2 separate regions of the Mus musculus genome follow, and region 2 is linked to region 1. A link is a loop called in an ENCODE intact Hi-C map of the cell type or tissue named here. Cell type or tissue: left cerebral cortex. All regions are shown on one strand. Each heading gives the region's core, and the rest is flanking DNA. Links, peaks and the distances in the headings are about the cores only.

Region 1 (14,846 bases), core at 2,971-10,970:
TTGGGATAACATTGAAAATGTAAATGAAATAAATACCTAATTTAAAAAAGAAAAAAGAAAATGGAATGGAACGGAATGGTGACATTAAAATCATTAAAGAGAAAAAGATGGTTGTTCCTAATGGCACCACACAAACCTAAGGAGCGAAACCCTGTACTCATATACACAGGATTCGTAGCTTAGATCTTCTAGAATGCAGAATCGGAGTGGAGAGTGAAGCTGCTGATGTATAGGAGATGCACGTCCAGGGCAGGGTGATGTGTGTCATGTGTTGCTCTACAGTGTGCCATGTGTTACTCTATAGTGTGTCACGTGTTACTCTACAGACTGCTAAGTTACAGTCCTTGAGGTTTCCAGGTCATTTACCCAAAACATGTAGGACCCAAAGTATTTCAGATTTTTAAGTATTTGGATGTGAGAATGAGATAACTTGGAGATGGAACTCAAATCTCAACAGGAGAGGTTCATTTTTGTTTCATATGCATTTTTCTTACATCATTTGAAAGTAAATACACACATTTTTAATGCACCCACATGTTGGCTCCGACCCATCATTGTTTGGTCAGATATGGAATTTCTCTCTTGAAGCCTCTCATGTCAGTACTTGGGAAGTTTCATAGATAAGAATATTTGAGCTTTGGCGATTTAAACTGGAGTTACTCACCTGAAGTCACTCAACATACGTGATTCTTGGCATTTGGGGTTTTACAAAGAGGAAGAAAGTCTTGTAGTTATCAGTGGAAGAAAGAAAAGGGAGCAGTTGGCTTATCAGGTAAGGCCCCCCCTCCTAATTGTCATTGGGTGACAGTGCTGGTACTGCTTGTCCTTGTCTGTCACAGCATCTACCCTGGAGTGGCTATGGAAGAATTCAGACCCATGGCCTGAGTTGTGAGCCATGAAAAATCTGAAAGTGCAAGGGTGGTGCAGAAAGTGTACCGTAGGGGGTGGGGGAGGGGGCAGTGGTAGTGGGGGAAGGTAACCAAGGGCATATGAGATGGTACACAAGACTTGTTTCTAAATATGCTCCTGCAGTTGTGTGAGATGCATGCCTTATACTCACAAAGGCAGAAAAAGGGAAACCACAGGTTCCCACTAATGAGCATAAACGATCAAAATCCTAGCAAGCTGGGTGTAACAGGCTAACATCATCATCCCTGACAAAACAGTGCCCATCCAAGGATGCAAGCTTGGTTAAACATTAGAAAATCAGTGCACATAACTCCCATGGAAGACAAAAGGAGCAAAACCACATGAAGAGGTGGAGACTGGTGCATCCAGTGACATCTCGTGTCCACTGTGTCCCCCAACCCTGTCACATTCCCATGCTGAAGCTCCTGTCCCCAATGTGATGATATTCAGAGGCAGAGCTTTTGGGAGGTGATCACAGTACTATGAAATTATGTGGATAAGGTCCCCGTGAAGGGGTTTAGGGCCTTTACCAGGAGAGGTTAGGGCTGCCTTTTTTCCTTCATGCCAGGATCACAGAAAAGGGAGGCCACCTGCAGAATAGGGAGGCTGTCCTCAGCACTTAGAATCCCTTGACACCATGGTCTAGACCTGGGAATGTGAGAATTAAATGGGTTTTGTTTAACCTGAAACACTCATGGATGTTATTATTATTATTATCATTATTATTATTATTACTTACTGAGTTAAGACTAGACAGACCCTTTCTGAACCAATCAAAGACTATCAGATAAGCTGTGAGTGAGATCCGATTTGGGAAATGAAGCATGGATACCTACAGGGATCGTCTCAGCTCAACACAGTGTGCTTCCAAACAGTGACTCAAGGTCAGAAAAAGAAACAAAACTACCTGGGAAACCAATCTGCTAGCATTCTTACAAAATAAGGTCAAATATATAGAAGATCCAAAAGAATTTATAGTTGTATAGCTAGAAACCAACAGTAAATTTGCATACTGTACATACAAAGCAATGAATGGGTGCCTAGAATTGCATTAGAGGTACCTGGGGGGATGTGGTTCAGATAGTAGAGATCTTGACTAGTAGGTTTGATTTCTACCATCATATAAACAGTTTGGTGATAGTATGATGTAATCCTTGACTAGGGCAGTAGAAACAAGAGGGTCAGAAGTTCAAGGGCAGCCTCAGCTACATAGCCAGTTTGAGACCAGACTGGGCTTAAGACCCTGTCTCAGAAAACAAAACAAAACACAAAAACCAAACCACATTTGCTTTTTATACAAGAAAAATAAATCTAAGAACCATTTCTTTTAAATTATGAAGGCATATCTCTCATCCCAGTGTTTGGGGGGGGGGCGGTGTAGAGGCATGTAGATCTCAGTCAGTGAGATTGAAGCTAGCCTGGTCTACAAAGCTAGTTACAGGATAACTAGGGCTACATAGAGAAACCCTGTCTTGAAAAACAACAACAAAAGTTTTAATAACATAAATCAATAAAAAGCTGAAGATACTCTTGAGCTGAAATCATCAATTCCACCCAATAAGCCTGTGGATTAAATCCCTGGAAAATAAAAATTCAGGAGTTCCCTATCTGCTCCTCACGTGTGTAGCATAGAAATCAGAGAATCGGCCGGGCAGTGTTGGTACATCTTTAATCCCAGCACTTGGGAGACAAAGACAGGAGGATCTCTGAGTTTGAGGCCACCCTGGTCTGGACAGTTCCAGGACAGCCAGGGCTACACAGAGAAACCCTGTCTCGGAAAACCAAACAGACAAAAACCAAAAAAACCAAATCAGAATAAAAAAATGACTCATGAACTCTTGGAGAGGAAGAACAAGTTAGGAGAATGTATCAATTATTAGTTGATGTTCTTGCCATTTCAATCCATCTTTTCTCCCTGCTTTGCCATTTTTTAACAATGCCCTGAAAAATGGGCAAGTGCACACTTGGGCTTTGTGAGTGGAGAGTGCATGCTCTAATGGCAAGATGCAGGCACTCCCTCCCTTATACAGCACAAGTCCCAGCCTCTGATGGGGAAGGCATAGGATTCCCCCCATCTTTAGCTCCTTCATTGCTCTGTTCTTCTCTGTTCTCTTCAGTCTAGAGAAAGGAGATGCCTCTTTCACCATGAGAAGGCAGTGCCTATGAAAGACAGAAGAGGACATCAGATCTCCTGGGTCTGGAGTTACAGGGAGTTCTTGAGCCAACAGGAGTACTAGGACCAAACTAGGGTTCTTTGCAATCTACTCCCAACCTCTGAGTCATTTCTCCATCCTCATTAACTATTTATTGGCACAATGGACCATTATGCAAGTATAAAGGACATGCATATTTGAACCCCATATATTGTAACTATGAGGAAGAACTCCTTGCTGTGATCTTGTTTACTAATCAATTAATGTGTGCATTCATGCACTAATGTATATGAGCACACATATCCATACATGCACACAGTGGCCAGAAGTTGACACTGGGTGTCTTCCTTTGTTGTTTTCCACCTTATTTTTTGAGTCAGGGTCTTTCACTGACCCAGGAGCTCCCTGGCCAGCCAGCTCTGGGGAGCCTCCTCTTTCCACCTCCACCCCACAAAGCGCGGGGGTTAAAGATGGTGCCACCAATCCTGGCTTTTACAAAGATGCCTTTACCCACTGAGCCACCACCCAGCTCATGCTGTCTGTCTTTAAATCCAGCCTTTTAAAAGTGTAATTTGCTCTCATTAGAAGTAAACAATGAGTTTGGAAAATTGCACTCAGTTGCATAACTGTCACCACATAAAGTACAGCACATATGCACCACCTACACCTAGAGCTTCCCACTTCTCTTCAAGCCATCCCCTCCCCATGACAGCCAGGCTCAGGCAGGCAAGCACTAGTTTGTGCTCTGTTCTTCTACTTTTGGCTTTTCTGGGAGTTCACGTAATCGGTGGCATGCGGCATGCAGTCCTTTCTGTTCGCTTCCTTTCACTCCCAATAATGTGTTTCAGTGTCATCAATGATATTTCTAAAAGCAGTAAGTAGTTCATTGCCTTTTCATTGCCAACAGTAGTGTCCCAAAGCGCACATGCACCACTGTTGAATCCCAGCTGACAGGCATTTGAGTTGTTCCCAACTTTTGGGCTTTAGTGTATCCTGCTGCTGTGAGAAGTGTCTGTGCTGAGCCTTTTTGTGGACATGTCATTGAGTCATTGGCAATTGTGTCTTTGTAAGAGCTTGTCCCTTTATTTCTCCACACAACTGTGCCATTCCCCATGGCCTCCAGCCATGGATGCCGCCTTTGGAATTGGTAGTTGTCATTCTTCACCATTTAGCCTTCTGATAGGTACATAATAGCATCTCTTTGTGGTTTTAACTTGAACTTCCTGGATGACCTAGTGAGACCCAGTGCTCTCCATGTGCCCCTTAGCTACTCGTTTATCTTAGGAAGTGACCCCCTCGAATCTTTTCCTCATATTTATTTCTTTTAGTCATTGAGTCTTGGGAGGGTTTGATATAGTCTGGATACAAGCCTGTTTTTGCATAGATGCCTTGCCAATCTTTTCTCCTTCTCTGGCTTGCCTTGCAGTTTCTTAGCTTGACCATTTGAGGAGCAAAAGCCTTAAATCACAATAAAGCCTGTTTTATCTTTTTAAAAGATGTGATTCCTCTCCTCCTCCCCCTCCTCCTCCTCCTCCCCCCTCCTCCTCCCCCTCCTCCTCCTCCTCCCTCCTCCTCCTCCTCTCCCCTCTTCCACCTCCCTCCACCTCCTTCTTCTCCACTTTCCTCCTCCTCTTCCACTCCCCCCTCCTCCTCCTTCCTCCTCCTCTTCCTTTTTCTTCTTGAAACCTCATTTTAATCTACCCATGTGAATACATGGGAATTCATTCGACTTGTGGCCTGACTCTGTATCCACCATTTGTAAAATTGTTTATTAAGTTGAATAGCTTTTTGTAAAGAATTATAGGACCTTGTCATCTGCAAATTTAGACAGTTTGCCTCTCCCTTCACAATAAAAGTGTCTGTCTGCACCCCTTACTTTTAACACAGGATCTGACCCTGCTGACCTGGAACTCCTGTGCAGCCCAGCTCACTTGTTGCAATTCCCCTCTGCTCCTGGGATGCTGCACCTTCATGCCCACCTTCACTGGGGCTTTCTCCACTGAATTCCAACTAGCCTTATTTTGTAGCAGTGGCTTCTTTCTAAGGTGTTTTTGTCCTTAGCTGAGACGCTTCCTCTCTTCCTGAGCATGCTCGGTTCAGGGGTCAGCCAGCGGCAGGATTGGGTAGCATTTAGAGAGGGCTGGGGACAGGGTGTCTCAGGCTCCCAACCTTCCTGGTCTGTCAGCTGTCATCGTTCTGAATGCAACCTTCTGTTTCAGGGACCAAAATGATGGCTGCTTTTCACCAGTCCCAGCAGTAGCTCATACACCACTGGGTACCCCCAGGCTCAAAGAGCAGAAGCAGGGAGGGATCACACTTCAGTAACATCTCTGCTTCATGCCTGGCTTTTCCCAGAGCCTGCCTACTGGCTTCACTCTTCAGTGCTGTCGGATAGCTGCATTTCAAGTGGCGTCCACCCAGCAGATGTGTCTGTAATCATTTCTGTGAACAGAAGTCTTACTGAGTGAACATTGTATCAGTTCCCTTGATGTGGGAGTTACATTGTCTTTTCCTTTTTATAGTTGCTGAGTCTTCTCATGAGGTCAGTCTCGAATCTAGTCACAAAGTAAAGGGAGTTTGGATTAATTTTTGTCAGCACATCTGGACATTTGGGCACAGAGGTGGGAATGAGGTTAGAGGTCACGCTGTGCTTGCATACCCTTCTCTCTTTCTATTCAGGAGGGCCATAGTCCAAGATTCTCATTGACTGTGTGAAACCGCAGTTTCAAAGATGTCCTAATTATAGCATGACCACAGAGTCCCAGAGTTGATGGATCCTCCCACACTTGATGCTCTCTCTGGTGCTCCAGGATGCTGTTAAGTAGAGTTAAGGTGACTTGAGCACAAGCATGGAGATATAGCAGAGTTAGGGTGATGGCTTACTAAGTAACAAACGGTTAGGTAGTATATACACTGTGGATGCCCTGGACAGAGGGAACAGTCATGCCCCAGGGAGGATGGAGCAGCTGGAGATTGCATCACAGTGTTCAAACTGGGATGTAACTTAAAACCTCATGAGTCGATTATTTGTGAAATTGTCCGTTTGCTCTTCTCTGACTGCAGCTGATGGCAGGCAACAGACTCAGTGATTAAAAACCACAGGGTGGGGGGGGGGGGGCAAAACCACCAACAGAAATGGACGACTGTCGTCGGCTGTACGGAAATATTTATTGGAAAATAATACGTAATGCACATAATGGCCTTGACGTCAGTGAGCACATTAATGGGAAACAAAGAGGCAGAGAGAATGGAGAATGGAAAGTTAGACAGAAAAAAGCAAAGATGGAAACAAACAGACGGAGAGGTGGGGGCGGAGGGAAGGGAGGGAGGAGGCAGAGGAGGGAGAGTGAGAACGGTGACCACAGAGAGCCCTAGGACAAAGAAACAAGGCTAAGGGCTTTTTCACATGGCCACAGAGATAGACACGGAAGATGAGCCCTGGCGCTAGGTGGAGTGTGCGCATGCCCAACCCTTGCCTGTCCTGTCACTCAGGAGCTCTGACCTTGTGAGCTTTCCTCCCTCCCGCTCCTGTGACAGCTGCCTGTCAGTCTGTGTGGCCAGGAGACGTTAAGAATAGAAGCTGTGCAGAAGCCAGGGATTCTCTGAACCAGCACAGTTGATTTTGTGATGCCCTCAGGTCCAGTCTGAGGGAGGCTCGGTGTGCGCGGTCCCTGGGTGCTTATGCCTCCGTCTGGAGCCTGCGTGATTTCCCACTGCTGCTAATCTTGAGCTTCACTCCCCTTACACATCACCAGTTCCCCGAATCCACTCCAGGCTGCCCCACCTCACTGCCAAGATTCCCTCACAGAGATGCCCGCGCCATGCCCCGCCCCCACCAACCCTCCTGGCGTCTTTCTGCGTCGTCCTTTTTCCTTCTTCCCCAGATGTACACCGAGTTACCTTGTAGCAGGTGACAGCAGTGGGCCCATGGTCTCTTTTGGAATAATCTCTCGGAGAATTTTGTTAAGTGAATTTTCTCACCCTATAGTCTTAAGTCTCCTCTGTCCTCAATGTAGCTTTCTCTGTTCAGAATTGACATCTGAATCTCTGCTGGACCAGCGCCTAAGACTGAATTGACTCCCAGGGCCTGGACGGGGGTACTGAGATTTTGCCTACCCCCCCCCTCCCCGGCCTTAATAGTGAGTTGGAAAGAGGCTGGATTTGTGATAGAGTCTGCTCGAGAGAATTCTGTTTACAAGACCATCCTGTTAGGGAGAGACTTACCTCCATCTACTATCTTGCAACGTCTGGAAATCCTTCAGGGGATTAGTGGCCCAGGAGTTTAATGTCAGGAGCAGGTAGAAATGAGGACATCCTAGTTTCAGGGCATAAGGCACAGGTGGACATAAAGATGTCACCTTTATAAGTGCCCAAAGCTTAGCTTAATACCATGTTTTAAAAAGAAAACCTCCTGTGTTTCTTTTTAAAGGTTTTGTCTTTGGTGTGTGTGTGTGTGTGTGTGTGTGTGTGTGTGTGTGTGTGTGTGTGTGTGTGTGCATGTAAGAGAGACAGAGACAGAGATACAGGGACAGAGACACAGAGAAACACAGAGACAGACAGAGACATAAAGAGACACAGATACAGAAAGACAGAAGGGGTAGATGGAGACAGAGAGAAGAGGGGAGAGGGAGGCAGAAGGAGGGGTAACACTCATGGAAATCAGGGGACAACTTGCAAGGTCACACATTTTACCAAGGTCTTTGGGCCCCTCAGACTATACAGTCAGGCCTGGCACTACCATTTCTGGGGCTATTTTCAGAGAAGTAGAGCAAGTTTTGTATGGCTGGGCCACCTGGGGCCACAGGGTTCTTGGAAATTAAAAAAATAAAACCAAACCAAATCAAACCAACCAACCAAAAAAAAAAAAAAAACAACAAAAACCCACTTTAGTACGTTCCTCTTGTGGACAGCAGAGGGCAGCAAACTGCCATGTCAACACTCCTGGAAGCCGGCGGCTTGGATAGAAGAGACTACTAGGGTTGGTTGGCTTCATGTTTTTAACCATTACAAGCACATGCTGGTAACCCCAGAACTTTGGAGGCCAACCTGAAAGATCATGAGGTCGAGGACAACTTGGGCAACATAGTGAATTCAGCCAGCTGTCTAAAATTGTCAAATAACAACAACAACAAAAAAAAAAACCCTGAAGCCAAGGGACTGTACATGATGCTCTTGGCTCCATTCCAGCACACTGTGAACCAGGTCTAGTGTCCTACACCTGTAACCCCAGCACTGTAGGTTCACAAGTTTAAGGACATCTTCAGCTACATAGCAATTTCAAGGTTAGACTGGGATGCATTGAGACCCTGTCTCAAAATAAAACAATGCTCTCCACCCCCAAACCTAAAACAGAACAAGCAAAACCCAGAACCCCTCAGTCAAGGTCATATGTGTGGTTGCTATTCCTGCAAAACCTGAACTCTTTCGAAAGCTCTTTTGACCTTGACAGTGGGAGCCAGCGAAGGGTGTCCAGTGCAGGGCTATGCTGCCTATAAAGAAGACAGACCCCTTCAAAGACTTCCCAAGTAGCTGGCATCGGTCTCCATGGGGCTGCCTCTCATCCTGACAGTTTTCCAGCAAGGTCTGTATTGCCATCTCTCCTTTCCTAAGGAGGGCACTGGACTCCAACTTGGGCAATTTTTCAACGGCTCATAGCTATGAAGTAGAATAACATGGATTTGAATCCTTGTCTACTGACTTTCTAAAAAAAAAAAAAAAAAAAAAAAAAAAAAAAAAAACAATGTCAGCTCCACAAATCCAATCTCTAATAAGATAGGTATAAGAACGCCATCTCGCCTCCATGTGCTGTAAGTGAGAATATGTGTAAGACGGCAATCCCTCAGGCTGTACCCAGTTCTGTCAGATCATTTGTTCTGTCGGGACAGCTGGCACCCAGATTATGCCCGTGCTCTGCTGGCTCATCTCTCTCTACCAAGTGTGCTGACTTCACACAGAGAGAGCCAATTGACAACAAGGAACCTTGTGAGAAAAATGACACCATGAGATTTGGCCTGTAGGCAAGTTTGTGTGGACATTTTCCTAGTTCATGATTGATGTGGGAAGGCCTAGCCCACTGTGGGAGGTGCCCTTGGGCAGCTGGACCTCAACTGTATAAGAAAGCAGGCTGAGCAAGCCATGGGGAGCAAGCTAGTAAGCAACATTCCTTCGAGGTTTCCAATTTGGTTCCTGCTCTGCTTGAGTTCCTGCACTGGCTTCTCTTAATGATGGACTAACACATACAAGCCAAATTAGCCCTTCCCTCCCAAAGTTGTTTTTGGTTGCTGTTTTACCACCGCAGTAGAAAGCAGACTGGAATGGTAAGAAGGGCCTACGCAACCTTTTGATTGTTGCAACCCCACCTCAGTTCACTCTGCGTCCCAAAGCTCTGAGGTTCTCAGAAGCTCATCATTGGTTGGAACCCCATGAAAATGATCCTTCTACTTAATCTCCTACACTTCTGGCAGCCTGAGACAGTTTTGTTTCGATGGGTTGATTTAGAAGTTACATAGAAGACTCAGTCACTCCTGAGGTAGTCCCAAAGCATATCAGAGTCCAAAGAAGATGGAGCTGTAAGTGTTCCTATGTAATGGAGGTGAACTACAGATTCCAAGGCATACCCATATCAGGTAGAACTCATCAACGAGACAAGCAGAGTCCATATAAGAGACAGGACATGTGCCATTGCTGAGTCCATGATTGTCACCCAGCTGAGGAGCGAGGCTCATGGCCTGCCTGGATTTAGCTTTGCCTTGCCTTTGTGGTTATAGATACAAGCAAGGCTATGTCTGACAATGGCTGCTGTACACAATAAGTGGGAGGGGATAGCATTACCTAGTCTCAAACCAGACTCTCTGAGCATAGCAGCCATTACTGCCTTCAAAGCAACTGTAACGGCCCACGAGAGACCATCAAGATGTCCCTGAATGAGATGAAGCAGTCTCATTCAGGGCCAAGCAGGGAATGAGCTGTCCAAAGAAGCTGAACATGGAGAGGAGACTAATCTAAGAGAGTCTGTGTGTCATTTCTACATGGCACCCACACTCCCTTGAGCTTTTATAATACCTTTTGGGGTTCACCAAGCTCTTACCCAAGGTTCTAGCCACTCTTTCCTACAGCCCCCTCCCAGCTGTATGTAAATTTGGCCCCAGAAGCATGTGGTCGCTGGGTCTCTGGAGGTGTGTAGAGGAGGTGTATAGAGTATGGAATGTTAGCCAAAGGTCGACTCCATCTACGCAGCTACAGGAAGTCATCATCCGTGCAGGTGTGAGACTTTTTGGCGATGTGTTGCCTTGAAGGCACTCAGGTAACCTCTCGCTTTCACCCTGTAACTCACCTCTCGCCTTTGCCCTGTAAACTCTGTAGATGCATTGGTGGCAAAGTTGGACTTTGGTGGGATTGTTCCAAGATGTTGATGCCCTAGCTGAGGTGCCATGTTTGATTACTACTCCTCAGGAAGAGTTTTCTACAGCACCCATAAGCTGTTGGTGGTATTTATCCCATGGGATTGTAAAAACACAAGTGAGTGTGGATGCCACGCAGAGATGACACCCAGGGTCCCCCGCTTAGGTGCTCCGATTCTGTGCTCAGCTCTTTGTTTGGACAGCACGTCTTCTGTTTGTTCAGAGGCTGCCTCGCCTCAGGCTGTGCTTTCTCAAACCCCCAGGTACTTTCAGAAGAAAGGCAGCCATGTAGACTCATAACCAACGTAAACAAAAATGAGCCCCAAAGCCCTTTCGTAGTCCCCATTGTGTCTCTGAGCTGACACAGCTGACCTTGCCTGAGTCGCTGGCAGAGAAAAGCCCTGCTCGTTCCCAGGGTAGACCCAAACAAATGCTCTCTGTGAATGGGGGAAGGAGGTGGGAACCACTGAGTTTCCCACAACATGGGAGTTCCCAAGAGTGGGCCTCTCATAGCTGCTCTCTAGGGACAAAGCTGGACCCTCCCCTGCTGAGCTGGGCAGTGGCCAAGAGACCTTTTAGCAAAAGATTCCAGTTTCAGCCAGCTCTGATTAGTTGGCACCTGTAAGTTCGATCCTTTATGAGCAGAGGTGCAAGTCTGGCCAGAAAAGGGGCTGAGGAGGTGTGAACATTGCAGAGTTCTGAGAGAGGGGAAACCCTGTCCCTCCTTCCAATGAAGGCCTACGGCTCAGAGCCCAAACCCCAGGCCAAGAGGAGTGTCATGCTTGGGGGTCACACTTGAGGAGGCCAGAGAGTTGCAAATATAGTTCACCAATGTCACCTTAAGGCTATCTTCTATGGTCATGACAGTGTATATTGTCTTAGGGCACTAAGTAGAGTGCACATTGTTTCTACCCTGGAGCCAGGCTTCAAAGGCACTTTGTCACTGGTCCTACACTTAGAGCCAGAAACAGCATCCATACTCCAGGCTGTGGGCGCAGGTGCTTGGGAGGAGGGTGGAGAGCTGCCTTTATCAAAGCAGCCACCACCTGCAACTTTAGAAGCTGCTCGCAATCCTTTGTGGAATGAGGTTGGGTATGAAAGTCGATAAGAGCAAATCTGATTAAAGTGTTATCGTGACAGTGTAGATCACTGTCAAGGGATCTGAGACAAGGAGGCAGGAAGGGGTTTGTGCAGGAAAAAAAAGAAAACCTTCCAAGTGCTAGGCTCCTAGGGATGGAGGCGCTGACTTGTAGATCTGGAGGGGTGATAGGGAAGGCAGTGGGGTGGATCTTGGAGGCACATTTCCTAGCAAACTGCCTGTCTCTGTTGGTGGGTGGCCTGGGGCAGACTTTGGGGCCCAATGAGGTTAAGTCCACAAGGAGAAGGGAGTAGAAGGGGGCCTGAATTGCCCTTGAGAGGAGCCTGCTGTTCTCAAAGCAGACTGAAGACTTAACCCTTGACTCCCCTCTTCCTGTTCTTTCTTCTCCAGCCTTTGCCCTTGAACCTTGGAAGCCCCAAAGGGGTTCAAGTGGCATTCCGCCTCGCCCCTTTCCTCAGCCCTCTGCCACTCTCAAGTGGAAATTTGAAGTCCCTTTCTTCTGCCCCTTGCTTTGATGGAGACAAGCTCTCTCGCCTCCAATCTTATCTTCATTTTATAAACCTCTCCTAAATTCTTGTTCCATGAACATTTCTTTAAACCTGGGCTGGTCTGCAGGGAGCCAGACCTGAGAGTCCTTGGTTACTTGGCTGATATGACTATAGTCCCTTTTCAACCCTAGTGTGCCACTACCCTCCTTAATGTCCTCAGTGCCTTCTTGCTCATCCCCCTTTTCAGGGCTCTCATGTCACATCGGACTTCACTCCCGAGGACCATAGCTCTTAAACCATAGTTAACTAAGACTTGACATCTACTGAGCAAATTGTTATATTGAGTAGTTCCTGGCTATAGCCTTCCTGGAGGTCAGTGTTGGGCTTCTCCAGGTACAGGACTTGGGGGATGCCTATTGACAGGGAGAACAAGCCCCGAGAATGTAGTTCAGTCGATAGCAAGCTCCCTATTGTGCGTCGGTTGGATATCCAGCAATGCATAGACCAAGTGTAGCAGCACAGGCCTCTGGAAATGGTGACTGGAGAAGCAGAAGTCCAAAGTCATTTTTCGTATGTAGTGAGTTTGAAGCTGAGACCCTGAGACAGACAGATGGACTGACAGACTATAAAAGACGACAGACTATAAAAGAGAAAGGGCAGTAATTGCAGTTGAGACTGGAGATGGGGTACAGTTCCCCCCGGCTTTCAGCCTAGTGTGCTCTTGACATGGGAACAGGAGAGAAGCTGTGTGTCCCAGCAGGGTTGTCTGGAGAGGGGGGTCATCACAAGTGGTCCTTGCACCTTCGAATGATGGCACTCTGCGGACACACCTGCAGCCCTAGCTTCCGCTCCTCCATAGCCTCTCACATATAATCCAACCAGAAACGATGCTGTGGAAAGTCATTTGCAAGCTGGCTCCTGTGATTCTGGGCTTTGACAAGTCCTGGCTGGTGTGTCTGCCTGCTGGGGGCTGAGAAGGGGGTGGCAGCCCTCACTGGCTGGCATGGAAAGGAACACCTGGAGGCTCCCAAACTGCCCCAGCCCTCCCTCCCTCTCAGGCAATCTTCCACTGATCTCCTGCTGGGGAGGGAGATCAGACATAAAATTCCAGGGGCTAAAAATTCCTCCCACAGGGACATCTACCTCCCTCTTCATTTTCAGTCAAGTAGAAAATTTAACTCTTCAGGGCAAAATTTCAAAGCCGAGTAACTACCCATTAGACACTTAAGGCCTAGCATTTAATACCACTCGAATGAGGAACCTTGGAAATGTATCTTGAACTTGGGGATCAGGACCAATTAGAGATGAAAAGAGCCTGCGGTCCCTCCCACGGCACCAGGGGCTGTTGCGAACTAGCCTTCCCAGGCTGTAGCAAATGACTTTCTTTGAATAGATGTAGCCTGAGATGGCTTTCCAGTGGACAGAAGACAAAGAGTTTATTTGAGCTATGTGAACTCACGCAGTCACCCTGCCTGATGACTCTGTGCTTGTGGCTCACGATCTATCTCCTGGTGGCCTGTTTAGGGGGTATGGGAAGGTGGTTTATATGCCTAAAAAGTTCTGAATATACCTGAAAGCCCTTTACCTTCCTGTTAATTCTTCCCATAGTCATGATCTCAGCCTGGAAAGGGCTGAGCTTGGTGGTAGAACCCCCGCTGCAACAAATGGGTATTTTGGACAACACTGTAAGAACATATTTCCAAGCACTCCAGAGTTCCTGCTTTCCATGGAGACCCTGAAGCTGTCAATCAAGGAAGGATGCTCCTTGCAGTCAAGGGTGCTGGCGACCTAGGAGATTTTTGCAAGCTGTGGCTTGAACCACAGTCCCTCCAATTGCTGAAAGCTCAGAAAACCAAACTTTGTAAAACTTAAATATTTAAAGGTCAAAGTCTAAAAATATATATAATTCTGGAAAAATAATTGAAAAATTCTTGAAAAGCACAGACATGTAGTTTTTGTTTCTTTAAAGAAAAGATTTACAAACTGTGTGTGGTACTTCATGCTGGTAATCCCAGCCCTGGGAAGGCTGAGGCAGGAGATCATTAAGTTTGACCAGTCTGGGTTACATAATGAGCTTCAGGTCTGCAAGGGCTGCAGAAGGAGTCTCTCTCTCCCTCTCTCTCCCTCTCTCTCTCTCTCTATATATATATATAAATTTTTTCTTTCTTACTTCTCTTTCTTTCTGTTGTGGCTGTTTCCTTGAGGCACAGTCCCATGTCATCCAGACTGGACTAACCTTAAACTATTGCTCCTCTTGCTTCCATCTCCCAAACTCTGGGATTGCAGGCAGGAGAGCAGGAGTCACCATCGTGCCTGGCTTTGAGAGGACCTGTTATAAAAAAAAACTAAAACAAAACAAAAAAAATTCTCTCTTTAAAAAAAGTTTACAAAAAATGTTTACATTAAAATTAAATATTTTGAAAAGCTTTATCTAATAAATGAAAGCATGAAAAGGCTTTTTAGAGGCTGTTTCACACATTAAAATAGAAAACTATCACATTTTTCTATAAGCCTAGCAAACCCCTAGGTTTGTCAGTAGCACCCAATAGGAGTAAATGGACCTTGCTCACAAGAAGACAGGGCAGAAACTGAAGCCCTGGCGGTCAGCACCCCGCTTTATCACTGCTGGGAGTCACCTGAAGTCCTAGAATGAACCTCCAAGTCTGGCCAGAATCTTCCCAAACCCTGGATGGATCGATCACCTGGTGTCTCATCAGCTGAGGGTGTACTAACACGGATTAATCCACATTATTTTTCTTTCAAATATGAAGTTTAATTTTGTAAATCGAGTTCGCCA
Region 2 (14,846 bases), core at 2,738-10,737, 350 kb after region 1:
TTCCTTCCTTCCTTCCTTCCTTCCTTCCTTCCTGTTTGCCCCTCTTCTCTGCTGTCTCTAGTGTCCCCCAGAATTCTGTAACTGCCAACCCTCTGATGAGCTTCCAGATTTTTCTGGTCCCCACTTGCCTTCAGGGCCTCCTGTCCGTGCTTCACACAAGCTCAGGGGAGTTTGAAAAGTCTATGTTTTTCTTGGTGTGCCCCGTGTTTGGAATACTGTTGTAAAGAGCTGACCTGCTCCAGGTTCCTGTTTCCAGCCTTCCCACAGTTGTCCCCACCTGCTCCTGCCTGGTTTCTTGACCTAATCTCTTCTGCTTTAAGAGCCACATGTCCCCTATCTTTCCATCCTCCCTATGAGCCTCTTTCTGAAGTCTCCAGTGTGGGTCTGCATTATGGCAAGTGTCTCCGCCTCTGTGCTCTTGAACTCAGCCCCAGTCCCTCCCCTTCTGCTGAAGAAGGTAGCCAGATGTGCCCAGTGCTCTTCTTATGTTAAACCCAGCTAGCCACAGAGGGGGAGCACCCTCCCACCCAGGAGAGGAACCACACCCCTAGTGACCACTAGGGCAGTGGCAGAGGTGAGACTTTTTTCTATTTATTTTTGAGCCAGTCTTTCTATGTGTAGGCCTGGCTGACCTGGACTCCTCTGCCTTTGAACTCAGAGATGCCTCCCGATTGCTGGGATTAAAGGTGCCTGACATGCCACCATGCTTGACAGTCAGAGGTGGGCACTGCCCACCATCCTGTCCTCACTCACTCAGCATCTTGTGACCCTGTACCCATCCCTTCCTACAGTGGTCTAGTTCAGAGGGGCCCACTGTTCTCCCACTTGCTGAGGCGTTAGAAGAAGGGCCAGCCCTGGATGCATGGTTGTATCCTGCTGTCCCAGGGGACTTTCTGCTTTGCAGTCTTCCCCAAACCTCTTGTCAGTCTGTCCTCAGAGCCCCCTTACACACTTTGTATGTGGTGGAAAGTGGCAGGTTGTGTCACAGAAGTCTGTTCTGCTGAGTGTCCCTTGGATGTGGTCCTCACAGGAGGCGAGTGCCTTGTCTCATCTAAGTCTCAGCATTTGATAGACCCATCCCTGCCCACCTGCCGGCTAGCAGTCACTGGTCAGAGACACAGAGAGCCTCAGGCTTGTCCTCTTGCTCTCCCTCATGCTAGCATCTCTCCTCAGCCACCCAATAACAACAGTGCATTCTTTTGTTTCCTTAGAACAAGATGCAGATGTTTTCCAGAATTTTCTTCAACCTCAGGCAGTAAGTTTTTTTGGTAAAGACTCTTTTTTTTTTTTCCTGGAGTCTTTAGAACCAGGCTCTGCAGTGCTCAAAAACAAAGCAACAGACAGACTGCAATAGAAAGGAAGCAGAGATCAGGTGACAGGTCTTCAGTCAGCAGGCCTCGAACAGGATTCATATATCCTCCATGGTACCCTGGGGCTCCTTCCCTGTGCCTCTTCTGAATGCAGAGGCAGAGGCATGGTGAGGCGGGGTTAGGGTAGCTTCGTCCCAGAAAGGAGGTGGCCCGGATGGAGGGGTGCAGCTGACAGAGCGCACACATGGGCATTTCCTCACACCAGGCTCTGGGATGTGGAGAACAGGGCCCCAAGAGCTCATCTTTTTTTTTCTCATCTTCAAGCCATTGTTATTCTCCAGAGAGCGCAGACTGACTCTGGGGTCCAGGCTGGTAGAAAAGACTGTGGAGTGGAGTCCTGGTTACAGATGCTCAGGGAGTGGGCCGAGTGTATGGATACCTAGAGGCCAAGGATCATAACTGGCAGGGTGGGAGGCCAGAGACCTCGCAAGTGAACGAATGGGACCAGAACTTCAGAACCTGGGAGATAACAGAACAGCAGCCACAGGCCGCAAGTAGTAGTTCCTGGGAGGGGATCCAATCCAAGTGGCTTACAGAGCAGTTTCTTTCAGTGTGTACTGTCAAACCCTTGGCTGTCCAAAAAGCAAAGCAAAACAAACAACAAAAAATTTGGTTTGCCGGGCATCGGGTGCTGCCTTTAATCCCAGTACTCAGGAAGCAGAGGCAGGCAGATCTTTCTGAGTTCAAGGCCAGCGTGGACTACAAATTGAGTCCAGGATAGTCAGGGTTCTTTTATACAGAGAAAACCTGTCTCAAAAACAGCAGCAACAACAATAAAACCAAAACCAAAGCAGTCTGTGGATGTTTGTATCTGGAGTACTAGAAACTCCACTGTCCCTGGATGGCACACTCTGGAGGGGAACATTAAAGGGGGGAGGACCTTAAAGGTCCAAGAATCCCTTCAACGTCCCACAGAATAGATGCTATGTGGCAGAACTTTCAGCAGGGCTGTTTTGTGTATGTACTTTCATTTTTAAAAAGTGTGTGTGTGTGTGTGTGTGTGTGTTTATGTGTGTGTGTGTGATGTACATGTGGAAGTAAGAAGTTGGTATCAGATATCTTCCTTGATTATCTTTCACCTTAATTTTTGAGGCAGGATTTCTTCATTAGCCTGGAGTTCACTGATAATCTAGACTGACTGGCCCGAAAGCTCCCAGGGTCTGCCCATCCTCACTCACCCCTCACTACCACTGTGTGACTATGTTTGACCCCTTCACTATTCCCCCAGCTACTGTGTAACTATGCTTGACTTTTTACACAGGTGCATGGGGGTGGGGGTGTTGGTCCAAACTCAGGCCCTCATGTTTGTGCAGTATACACTTGCCTGACTGAGCCATCTCTGCACCCAACTCATGTTTTCTTGTTTGGTACCCAAATATATGGCAGATAGGACTACTTGTGAAACCCCAGCCTCTGCCAAGTTACTCCCTCTGACTTAGTTTCTTCTGTAACATGGGACAGAACATTAGCTTTCGTGATGGCCACGGAGGAAATAATATATAGCTCACACAAAGGGCTTGTTACCTGGCAGGTGTCATGCTAACACTTTATACAGCTCACTGAAGAGGCAGGGACTATGGGCGTGCAGGTCAGGAGCCCATGGGACACAAAGGCCAGGTCCTGTGCCCAGTATTATATTGCTGGTGTGTGTTGGACCGGTGGCTCAAATGCCTGATGGGCTTGCGTTTTGAAACCTGACTACCATCTCCCATCTGAAGATGTACAGTAATTCCCACTTTTATAGAGCCCCCTTAAACAAGAAGGCAGTGACGTCAGGTAGTGGTGGCACATGCTTTTAATCCCAGCACTTGGGAGGCAGAGGCAGGTGGATTTCTGAGTTCGAGTCCACCCTGGTCTACAGAGAGTTCCAGGACAGCCAGGGCTACACAGAGAAACCCTGTCTCAAAAACCAAAAAAAAAAAAAAGAAATGTCTTAGTTAGGGTTTCTATTCCTGCACAAACATCATGACCAAGAAGCAAGTTGGGGAGGAAAGGGTTTATTTGGCTTACACTTCCACATTGCTGTTCATCACCAAGGAAGTCAGTCAAGCAGGTCAGAAAGCAGGAGCTGATGCAGAAGCCATGGAAGAATGTCCTTTACTGGCTTGCTTCCACTGGCTTGCTCAGCCTGCTCTCTTATAGAACCTAAGACTGCCAGCCTAGAGATGGTCCCACCTGCAAGGGGCCTTTCCCCCTTGATCACTAATTGAGAAAATGCCTTACAGCTGGATCTTATGGAGGCACTTCCCCAACTGAAGCTCCTTTCTCTGTGATTACCCCAGCTGTGTCAAGTTGACACACAAAACCAGCCAGTACAAGAAGGCAGTGCCCTTCTGGGTGTCTCCTGGATACCTGAAGGGGAGCTGATGTCCCTAAGACTCAGGTCACTGTGGTCCCTTTTCTCACACTGGGAAATGATCACCTCCGTGGCTGCTTGTCCTCTCAGTTATTCATGTGACATTCTGACTGCTCCACCTTCATCCTGGGCTGTTTGAGTTTGGGCAACTGCTCAGTCTATTAGGTTCAGGTACTCCCCACCCCCAGGCACTGGAGGGCTGTATGTCCAAGCCAAGACCAGGAGTTCTTTCTAAATGCCTGGTGGTGGGATGGGACAGGGTAGGCTGGGGTTGGGTGGAAGTGGGTGGGGTGAGGTGGTTAGGAGGCCTGGGGGCAGACGGGAAACCATAGCTTACTCTCATTTTACTTGTCAGGGAGAAATAAGGCAAAGGCTACAGGTACATGTGTTGGAGCAAGCTTGTAGGAAATTATAGACCAGACTGTTCTGTGAGGCCAGTCTAGCCTGTGGCTTCTCCCTAGAGCCCTGGCTTTCTAGATTAGCCCTCCGTGCCATCCAAAAGTGGAATTCTGTGAACTTTCCTCCTTCCAGTGTATCAGAGGGCTTTTTTTTTCCCCAAAGGGAGGCCTTGTCTTTCTTCACACAGAACCCTGTATTCACAAGTCCAGCCCCATAGCTCCAAGTATGATCTCAGTTATGTTCAACCTCAGGGTTTCTGAGCACTTCGTGCTACTGATGGGACTGGGCATACAAGTGCCAGAAAGGCTCTGTCCCCAGGACCTGTAGAGCCAGTGCTTTATAGCCCTGGCTGTCCTGGAACTCACTTTGTAGACCAGGCTGGCCTCGAACTCAGAAATCTGCCTGCCTCTGCCTCCCTAGTGCTGGGATCAAAGGCGTGCGCCACCACGCCCGGCGAGCCAGTGCTTTTCAGAGTAAACTACTCTATACTCCTTAATGTCCACCCTACACCTGTAACACCTGCTCCTGGGCCCCACCCCTTCACCTTCAATAGCCTGCCACACCCACACCCACCAATAAACTAATAGTTATTTTCTCCTCTATTCTTCTCATGAAGAACTGAGATACTGGGCTGCCACCTGCTGGAACGTTGTTGTAATGGCACCTAAGTGCACCAGCCCTTCCTGGAGTTGGGTAGTGTGCTGCTGGGCAGCTGCTACCTGTTGCATTGGCTTGCTGTCGTGCATTTATTTAAACACCCCATCTTTCCGACTACACTGAAAGAGTCTTGAACGTAACAACTTTGAATTTCCATTGTGGCTGTATTGACCTGGCTTCTGCCAGAGGTGACAGAAGAGCTTGTTGAGTAGCCCTAGTAGAAATGTTGGTTGCCTTAGGTTCAGGGGATTGGCTTCAATTGGTGAATGTTCTCTGAACTTAGAGGTTGCTAAGAAACGTTTCTGAGTTCTTCAGAGCCTGTCAGTGTCAGGGGCTATGGGGCGGGGCATGTGATGAGGGACTGGCAGAGGGGATAGGACCCCATCAGCCTCTGGCCTGTTCAAAGCTCCCATCTTCAGAACACATCAGAGCAACTGAGAGAGTACCAAGGCAGACAGACCTCATGCAGTAGAGAGTAGGCTCTCCAGCTAGGGAGGGAAGGCTGCCCTCTGGAACACATTATACCTGGGGTAGGCTCCTTGTAGTATAGGTATGCAGAGGTAACAATGAGAACTAGGCCCTTCTTGGGAGCTCTGGGCTGTGGGACAGGGTAGTAGTCATGGCTCTCTCTCATCCTACTCTATTATTAGACCACAGCATCAAACACTTCACACATCTCTTAACAGAACTCCATCTAGCAGTCACTCTGTAGGTGACACTGAGGGAAAAGAGGAAGTTGTGTCTTCACTGGGCTCCATTTAAAGAGAGATGCCTCATTTACAAAGCCTGTTTCCTCAGAGGCTCTGGTCTGCAGTGCTACACAACTCCTCAGAAGTCCTACATCACTCTAGCCTGATCTCAGAAGACACTCTTCTGTCCCTGGGCCTGTCCTGATGTGCTCATTCATAGATTTCTGGGGTTATCCACTGCAGGCTGTTTCCCTCTTTGCCCTGGCTGCCAGCAAGCTCCGAGTGGACACGTTTGTTCTTTTCCTATGACTTTTCTGAACTAAGGTTTGCTCTGGTGTATGCTCCCTCCACTCTGTCCCCAGGACTGCTTGTTTCTGTGTTTGCTTTGCCTTTGAATTTTGCTTTTGGGGATGGATTTTAGCAGAAGGATCAGCAAGCAGTAAAGCCGGATGCCTACCCCAGCTTGCAGTCCCCACTCTCTGGCCATACATCCTGAACAAGGTGACTCTGCTTGTCAGTTCTTTATTCCTTCCTTGGAGAGTTGGGTCATGACCACAGTGAATGAGTTGTTGTAAAGGTCAGTCTTGTCCAGGCCTGGCTGCCCTGTGGCTCTAGGACCTGAAAAGCTACACTAGCAATGGGACCAACTCTTAGGGAATTCCTAGGACAGAAGGGTTTGCTGGGATGCAGGCATTTCAGCACTGAGATGGAGAGTTCCAAGGAAAACAGATGGATTGGTCATTCTAGTTAGCTCTCTACCTTTTCTCTCCTCACACTGCCCCCTCCCCCTTCCCTGATGCCCTGTTGCTATGGCAGGTGTCCTGGAAGGCTGCAGCTTCCACCACTCTTGCTGCAGCTTCTGCTGCTGTTGACTGCTGAGACTGAGGCCCTGCTGTGTTTGCAGCTGGCAGTGCAGTCAGCTCTGGGGGCCTCTTTTGCAGCTTGGCCAGCTACATGACTCTTACTCACCTGCCAGATAGGCCACTCCCCTGCTCTTTGGTTTGGTGTGCCAGCTTCCCGTTGTTCTGCTGCCCTTGCTCTTGCCGCCACTCCACTGTCATTGCTCGTGCTCATGGCACCAGCTCAGTCACTCCACGAAAAGTGGGTAGGAAAGGACTGTGGAAGAGAAGCTTTGCATCGGGCCTAATGTAACAGCAAGAGAGACAGTGCAGGATGCTAGGTGCGCTGGGGATGTCTCTCAGTTAGCTGACTGTCATAAGTCCGTCTTCTGTGACTGGAGAAGTGTGTTTGTACCAATCCTAGTAAACTCTACATTCAAGGGAATGCTCTTGTTGGCATTGTCACAATGCTGTACTTGGCTTGGCCACAACAGAAGTGCCCCTTCCTAGACTTAGACAGAAATGGCTGTAGGTTCACTTAGAGTTCACTGAGGCTTGTAGTAGCAAAAAAAAAAAAAAAAAAAAAGTCCGCCACAAATTGTTTGGAACTGTCCTAACTGGAGCTGTGCCTTCAGAATCCAGAGCAATTAACCGAGACCATCATGCAGTTTCCTCAGAGCGTCCAGGGAGTGTTCCAAAGCGCCATTGCTGGCGTGCAGCCATCGGCCTGCTGTTCGGCCATATTTACTGCCCATGTGCCCAAGGTAGCCAGGGAAGCTCGAGAAGATCTAAAAGCTGTCAGTTAGGGAGCTTTGCCCAGTGTCCCAGATTCTTTGCTTATTTACAGGAAAACGAACCCTAGGAGTGCCGACAGGAAGAACTTATCACTATCACTAGTAGTGAGTGCTCCCCACCGCCACCACCCAGTGCTAGGCAAGTGCTGTACTACTGAACTGTCTCTGCATCCCCATTACTAGTGATTTTTTAAGTGATTTGATCCCAGAGAGAGAGAGAGAGAGAGAGAGAGAGAGAGAGAGGTGAGACATTTTCTGTCTCATTACCATGAGGCAGCTAACTGTTGGAACATAAATCCTATCTACAGGTGGCCTTCTGGGGTCCTGGGGTGAGGATGGGAACAAAGGGACATGGAGCTGTGGTCCAGATTGAAGGCTTGAATGTGGCTGTCCCTCCTGCAGGTGGTAGGATGGGCAGTTGGAGTTTAGCATTGTCTTGCCCTGCTCAGAGAAGCACTATGTCTCTTTTGGGCCTTGCCCCTCTCAGCTGCCGTAACCATTCTGCCAGGGCAGCCTGGGCTGTGGCGATTCCTTCCCCTCTGCTCCTTTAGATGGAGCTCAGGGGTCCCTGTGCTCTGAGGGACGGACAGGGAAAGACCTGGTGTTCTTTCCAGGCGCACTGCACAGGTTTCCCAATACCCGCTTTCTCTGGCTCTTTGGTGAGACCCTTTTTCTACCTTTAGGACTTTCTAGCTCAGAATTGGGCATATGTGTGATCCTGGACTGCAAGACACGATCAGGCTCCAAGAGTGACCTTCATGTGCCATTTACATGCTTGTAACAGGACCAGGTCCTTTGTGCCCTCTGCCAGCAAAGGTCCCTCCCACAGGCACCTAAGGAGCTCTCTCTCTCTGTCTTGTCTCAGGCCCCTTTCAGAAGAAAGTAACACAAAAAGTTGGGGCTTTCGTCTTGGTTGCTGTTTCTCTCCCTATCCCCACCACTTTCAGTTGTTCTTCTAAGAACACCTTCTTGGCCGGGCGTGGTGGTGCACGCCTTCAATCCCAGCACTCGGGAGGCAGAGGCAGGAGGATTTCTGAGTTCGAGGCCAGCCTGGTCTACAAAGTGAGTTCCAGGACAGCCAGGACTATACAGAGAAACCCTGTCTCAAAAACACCAAAAAAAAAAAAAAAAAAAAAAAAAAAAAAAAAAAAAAAAAAAACACCTTCTTGGAAAGAAAAGTCTTCTAAAAATAATGTTGTCACATCTGCCTCAGCCTCCTCACCTTGTCTAAAATGTAAGAAACCCCTTTGCAGTTTTGTTTTATGTAGATAACAGCAGCATCTAAGTTAGCAGTTAGTACTTACATTTCTATAAAGTAAAAAAAAAAATTTTTTTTGGGGGGGGGGAAGGTTTCGAGACAGGGTTTCTCTGTATAGCCCTGGCTGTCCTGGAGCTCACTTTGTAGACCAGGCTGGCCTCGAACTCAGAAATCCGCCTGCCTCTGCCTCCCAAGTGCTGGGATTAAAGGTGTGTGCCACCACGCCTGGCATAAAATTTAATATTACAAAAGTCCATCAATGTGAGGCATTTCTTGTAGACCAAGGGTTTGTAAATCTAATGAAACCTGTTGATCAAAGACAGAAGGGAGCAAGGACTCAGGCTTGTCTGGTCCTGGACCACTGACAGTAAGGCATGGGAGAGTTACAACTGCCCATCAATGAGGCACCGTCTGCAGGGTTGTAGTGGAGCAGGGAAGATGGGCAGCATGAAGACCTTACCAGGGAACAGAGTGGTTTCCACATTAGGGACCCCCACCCCCACCCCCACCCCCAGCTCCTGGGTTCCTCCATGTTTCCTCTTGGCCTGGGCCCTGGGCACTGTGTGGCAGGGATGGGCTGGCACTGAGTGAGGCCAGCACATCCTGCTAGGGAGTGTGGAATTTTTCTGGCTTAAGGAAAAATGAGGCTTGAATGCAATAAGCAAGGAGGGCGTTCTCTCACTGGCCGGAGTGGGAGGGGTGGATCTGGAGAGAATCTGACAGAGCATTGGCAGGGCATGCTGGGAAGTAGCTAGATCCATCCCTCAGAAGAGCTCTGGGGCCGTGTGTGTGTGTGTGTGTGTGTGTGTGGGGGGGGGGGGGTATGTGTGGAACGGAGGGAGGGAGGGAAGGAAGGAGAGAGGGAGAGATAGAGATAGAGACAGAGAGAGAAACATGAACATTCAGGCTCAGAGTTCAGAGTGGAGCAGGCCTTGCTGACTTAGGAGTTGAGAAGACAGTATGCAGCAGTACAAGGAATCAAATGGAGGTGGAACGGCATATGTTAAGCCTGGAGCCTGCATCTCTACTTGCTGTTTCTTTACCAACTGTGGTTTGGGGCTAGAGGAGCCAGATTTCCAGATATAACGTTTGCATGTGCATGACCTAGAGTTAGCAGAGCTGGACACGGAGGATCTGAACCAGGTGGCATGCGTGGGTCAGTGGGGAGGGAGGGAGCCATGCCGAGGATAGGCAGTCATTCCAGCATCTTAGGACCATCAGGAAGAGAGCATTTTCTGAAGACTGCAAGGGTCAGCCAGTGTAAGGGCAGATCTTTCACTTCAGGAGATCAGCAGAGCACTCGCCATTGCAGTCTCACTTACTGCGGGCAGAGCAGCATGGATGAAGATGTGAAAGGCCCCCCCTGTGTTCCCTCCTCATTGGCTCTTCTTAAACACAGGAAGCTGCCGCTGCCATGGAGATCAGAGGGGCAGCATGCAGGGCCTGTGTCCTGGCTGAAGGAGGTGGTATTGTAGCCACTTGGCTGACAAGAACCCTTGTAGATGTTGTGTAGTTATACCCTTAGCTTTGGGTATAACTAGATATCTTGGAGTTCACAGAGATTTTCTTTAAGTGCTTGAACTGATCCTGCTGGCATTGGCTTAAGCTAAATGGCTTCTGTCCTTCTCTGCTGCTCTGGTCCCCTGGGTTCAAATGACTACTTTCACTTGCATTGAGAACTGAGCAACTTTTTAAAAACATTTTTAAAAAAAAAAAGTTATGTGTGTGTGCTCATGAGTGCTCATGAGTGCAGTGCCCGTCTAGGCCAGAGGAAGCTGTTGGATCCCTTGAAGCTGGGGTTACAGGTGGTTCTGAGCAATCTGACATGAGTGCTAACTCTGAGCTCCAGGACTCTGGAAGAGCATCATGCTCTCAGCTGCAGGGCTAGACATCCAGCACTGTTGTTGGAGATGGGACCTCTCTGTAAGCTGTTCTGTCTTTGAACTTCATGTGTAGCTGAGGATGACCTTGAACGTGCTATCTTCCCGCCTCTACCTCCTGAGAGCCACCCCACCCAGTTTAGAACTGAACCATACTGTCAGTTGCTTCTGGTGGCCCGGGCACACTCAGTGTGGCTTTGTCTGGTTCTTCACCTTCTCAGGTGCTTGCATCTCCCCTTTGTAAAATGCGTACAGCAGTGTATCTGCCTTCTAGAGTGACAGGTCATTAAGTGTCTGATGTAAAATAACAACCGGACATTCACAGTCATTATGTAACCCAATAAAAGAAGTAATAAAACATGCCTTGCTTTCCTAAGGATGAGTTCAAGGAGACATGGTTTTCACAGGATGCATCGGCCACATCCCTTCATGCTTTTGCAGCCCAGATGTCACAGGGATGTAAAGAAATGGCCAGTGCTGAGCCAGTGAGTGTAGCAATGGATGGGCTGGGAGCATGTCCTGCATGAGTCAGGGGCTGAGCTCCCTTGCCCTCCTTAGCTCAGAAGAGAGACAGATTTATTTGTCCCTGTATGACCCTCAGGGTTTCTTTTCTTGGGTCTCTACTGTAGGATTTTGGAAGAAGTTGACTGCCTGGAAGGAAGTTACAAAACATGAAAGTCACTTTGGGGTGACCAGCAACTACAGTGGCCCTTTGCATCTCCCACACTGGATCGAAGCTTAAGAACTGTAACTTCAGGTAATAAATAAGTCCCTTCACCCTAAGACCCTGGCAACCAGTGGTTGTTGGGGGCCTTCAGATGTTGAGATGTTAAAAAAAAAAAAAAGAGTGGCAGATACTGGTGGCACCCCAGGTCTCACATGTGCAAGGGGACAAGTATCTCTAAACACCAAGGCCTGGAGGACAGGGGTGTGTATTCAGACCTTTCCCTGGTTCTCTGAAGGTCAACAGTGGCCACCCACCATGACTTTTATAAGATGTTCCTCAGAGAACAAGTCAGAACAGCCAAGACAGTTCTGAAAATTGAGAGTAATGAAGGAAACTAGTTTGTCCTGTCGTACATTAAGATGTGTACTGAAGCCTCGTTGTAAGAAGAGTGTGACACTAGAATTAAAAGAACCATGAGACTACGCCGGGGCCTAGAAAACACATAAGTGGCTGCTCACAGTCAGCTATTGGATGGATCACAGGGCTCCCAATGGAGGAGCTAGAGAAAGTACCCAAGGAGCTAAAGGGGTCTGCAACCCTATAGGTAGAACAACAATATGAACTAACCAGTACCCCGGAGCTCTTGACTCTAGCTGCATATGTATCAAACGATGACCTAGTCGCCCATAACTGGAAAGAGAGGCCCATTGGACTTGCAAACTTTATATGCCCCAGTACAGGGGAACACCAGGGCCAAAAAGTGGGAGTGGGTGGGTAGGGGGGTGGGAGGGAGGGTATGGGGGTCTTTTGGGATAGCATTGGAAATGTAAATGAGGAAGATACCTAATAAAAAAAGTAAATAACACACAACAACAAAAAAAAAAAAGAAATAAAAAAAAAAACCAGATTAGGGGACAAAATAGGACAAGTGAACATGGAGAGGCCACAGAGGCGCCATGTTTGGTGTTTAGAAACAGGAAGCATGGCCTAAGAAGAAGTTCTGGGACAGTAATGCAGAAATGGCTAACAGCAAATGATGTATCAAAATGATTGCCAGAAGGATTAGATTTGGTTTTGTTTTGTTTTGGTTTGGTTTGGTTTGGTTTGGTTTTTCGAGACAGGGTTTCTCTGTGTAGCCCTGGCTGTCCTGGAACTCACTCTGTAGACCAGGCTGGCCTCGAACTCAGAAATCCACCTGCCTCTGCCTCCCGAGTGCTGGGATTAAAGGCGTGCACCACCACCCCCGGCTCACAAGGATTAGATTTGTAAGTAAAAAAATAAAAGTGGAGGCTAGAAAGAAGGCTCTGTTGACAACATGCTTGTCAGGCAAGCATGAGGACAGTTTGATCTCAGGACCCATGTAGAAATTTAGGTATAGAGGCTGGAGAGATGACTCAGAAGTTAAGAACATATACTACTTTTGTATAAGACCTGAGTTCGATTCCCAGAACCTACATTAAGTGGCTCACAACTGTTTCTGGTTGGAGCTTAAGGGGATTTAGTACATCTGGCCTCTGTGGGTACCTATACTCCTGTAGACAAACATACACATAATTACGAATGTTAAACAGGGTGTGGAGCAATGACTCAGTGGTTAAGAACACTGTCTGTTCTTCCAGAGGACCTGGGTTCAGTTCCTACTCTCGCATGACAGCTCACAACATGTGTAACTCCAGTTCAAGGGGATCCAGTGCCTTCTGCTGACCTCCAAGGGTACCAGCCACACATGGTGCATATACATACATACATACAGCCAGCAAAAGCATCCAGATACATAAAAATAAAAAAGTCTTTAAAAATGCAAAATGTAGAGCTGAGTACAGAGGGAGGCAGGCACCTGTAAGCCAGTGCTGGGGAGGTGGACACACTGTAACCCAGTGCTGGGGAGGTGGACACACTGTAACCCAGTGCTGGGGAGGTGGACACACTGTAACCCAGTGCTGGGGAGGTGGACACAGGTCGATCTGTAGGACTTCCCAACAGCCAGTCTAGTCCAGACTGTGAGCTCCGAGTTCAGTAAGAGACCGTGGCTCAAGAAATGAGGAGCATGATTAGAGAAGCCACCCAAAGTCAACCCCAATCTCTGCTCATGTGCTTACATGACCATATATGTCTTTGCACAGGTTCATACATGAACATGTGCACACACATGTACACACACACACACACAAGAGTAAAATGAAAGTTTAAGCCAGCATGGTCACTTTATGCATATAATTTTACTACTAGGAGGTTGAGGCCAGCCTGCTGTGCTATACAATGAGTTCCAGTCTGGGCTACACAGCAAAACCCTGTCTCAAAAACAAACAAACAAACAAAACAAGACAAAAACAAACAACCCCCCAACCAAAAAAACTAAATAAAAGCTACAAAATATTGGTATAAAGAGGAATATTTGTATTATGATTTTTATAATGTTTTAACACTGTGTATAAAATCAAAATCAAAAGATAATGAACAATGGAAAGAAAAGCATTTATAACATCTGTGATAATCAAAGAACTGCTCTTTGTCACATGCAGATTATTTCATTCATGCCTAGTCTCTTGGTGGAACATTTCTGTGTGCCAGAAAGCCTTCTGCACACTAAGCTGTGGGCAGTCAGTAGAGTAGAACTCCTGTTCTTCAAAGCTGACCACTTCTTAGGGAGGACAGAAAGGAGATTGTTACAGGGGAAATGTGGATCAGAACGTTTTAAATAGGGGTATAGAGTAGGAGTGTCGGCAGGGTTCATACTGTATGGTCCTTCAAAGAAGTGTCACTAAGGAAGTGACATTTAGCAGTGCACTGTTCTGTATTTTTAATTCTGTGCCAATAAGAAGACAAATGGAGGGGTCAGATGGATTCTTGGCTCAGAGTCTGGGAGCCAGAAGGATAGAGGCCACTTGACTACATAGGGAAGCCTGAAAGGCTTGCTTAGAGGGAACATGAATGTCAAAATACAGTCTCTGTTGCATACTCAGGCAGAGATATGGGGAGATGGGTGGTTGTACGAGTCTAAAAATTTGGGGACAGCCAGGCTGGAGGTAGAGGCTTGAGGTTGGCATAGTATGGGTGGCATTTGAGACTGTCAAAGTAGGAGCTTCTAGGGATTGAATACAGACAGGTCAGGGTCCCAAAGTACCCATGGGGTTGTTAGTCTAGAGGCAAAGAAGATGAAAAGCCAGGTTGAGAACAGAAATGGAGCAAATCCCCAAACAGAAGAATTATGGGAAAATAGCATCTCCAAGCCAGAGACAGCCTCCAGGGAGAGAGGTCAGTTGTGCTGATGCCAATGGGGGCCGTTGATCTGGAAAAGGATGGTCCCTATTGAACTAGGAAGGGCAGCTGCAGTATTGTAATGACATCATGAATGGATAATGCCTGAAAGGGGGGGGGGATGGGGACGCTGTAGAGATGGCTCAGAAGTTCAGAGTACTAGCTGTTCTTCCAGAGGACTAGAGTTCAATTCCCAGCACCCACACAGTGGCTCTCAACCCACTGTGATTCCAGATCCAAGGAATCTAATGCCTTTTTTTTAGCATCAGTGGGCACTAGGTACATAAGTAGGTGTACACACATACATGCGAGCAAAACACTCACCTACATAAAATAAAGTAAAATTAAATTAAATTTAAAAAATCCTGACCTGAGTTAGATTATATGGAGAAACCAAGAAAAAAACTAGAGACAGAAAATAGGACAGTAGGAAGACAGTGTCCCAAACAATATATTTGGGACTAGGGGGTGGCACAGTACTAAGAGCACTTGCCTAGCAAGCAAAGGACGTGGGTTTCATACCTTGCATTGTGGAATAAAATAATGCGTTGGGGTTTTTTCCTCCATGATTGAGTTATGTGACTGGTGGGGGGTGGGGGCTGCAATGATAGTCTCCATCAGATGAGAGCAGTAGAGTTCAGGCAGGCCTTAGGGTGTGGGGATCCGCAGCAGCAGTACC

What was found. Hi-C counts contacts between places; a loop is a spot of excess contacts. Peaks named below come from ENCODE experiments on the same cell type or tissue, not always from the same donor. Only the 100,000 strongest peaks of a DNase experiment are listed, where the experiment ranks them.
Region 2: a loop joins it to region 1, with 3 times the contacts of the local background. A loop is called at or near these places in 17 of 42 quality-filtered maps.

What each region holds. Positions count from the first base shown.
Region 1 is chr7:112,912,033-112,926,878 of GRCm38, forward strand. No RefSeq gene overlaps it. Among named protein-coding and RNA genes, the nearest start is that of Rassf10, 35 kb to the right of the region's middle. In left cerebral cortex, for the core only: a CTCF peak has its summit at 7,970 (motif pointing right); DNase peaks (open chromatin) are centred at 3,737, 5,498, 6,548, 6,790 and 1 more place; H3K4me3 peaks cover 382 bases; H3K27ac peaks cover 756 bases.
Region 2 is chr7:113,263,755-113,278,600 of GRCm38, forward strand. Arntl (aryl hydrocarbon receptor nuclear translocator-like) reads left to right here. Exons shown (of 20, transcript NM_007489.4): 3 at 10,872-10,999. Among named protein-coding and RNA genes, the nearest start is that of Gm33721, 9.4 kb to the left of the region's middle. In left cerebral cortex, for the core only: a CTCF peak has its summit at 4,766 (motif pointing left); DNase peaks (open chromatin) are centred at 4,784, 7,057, 9,065 and 9,372.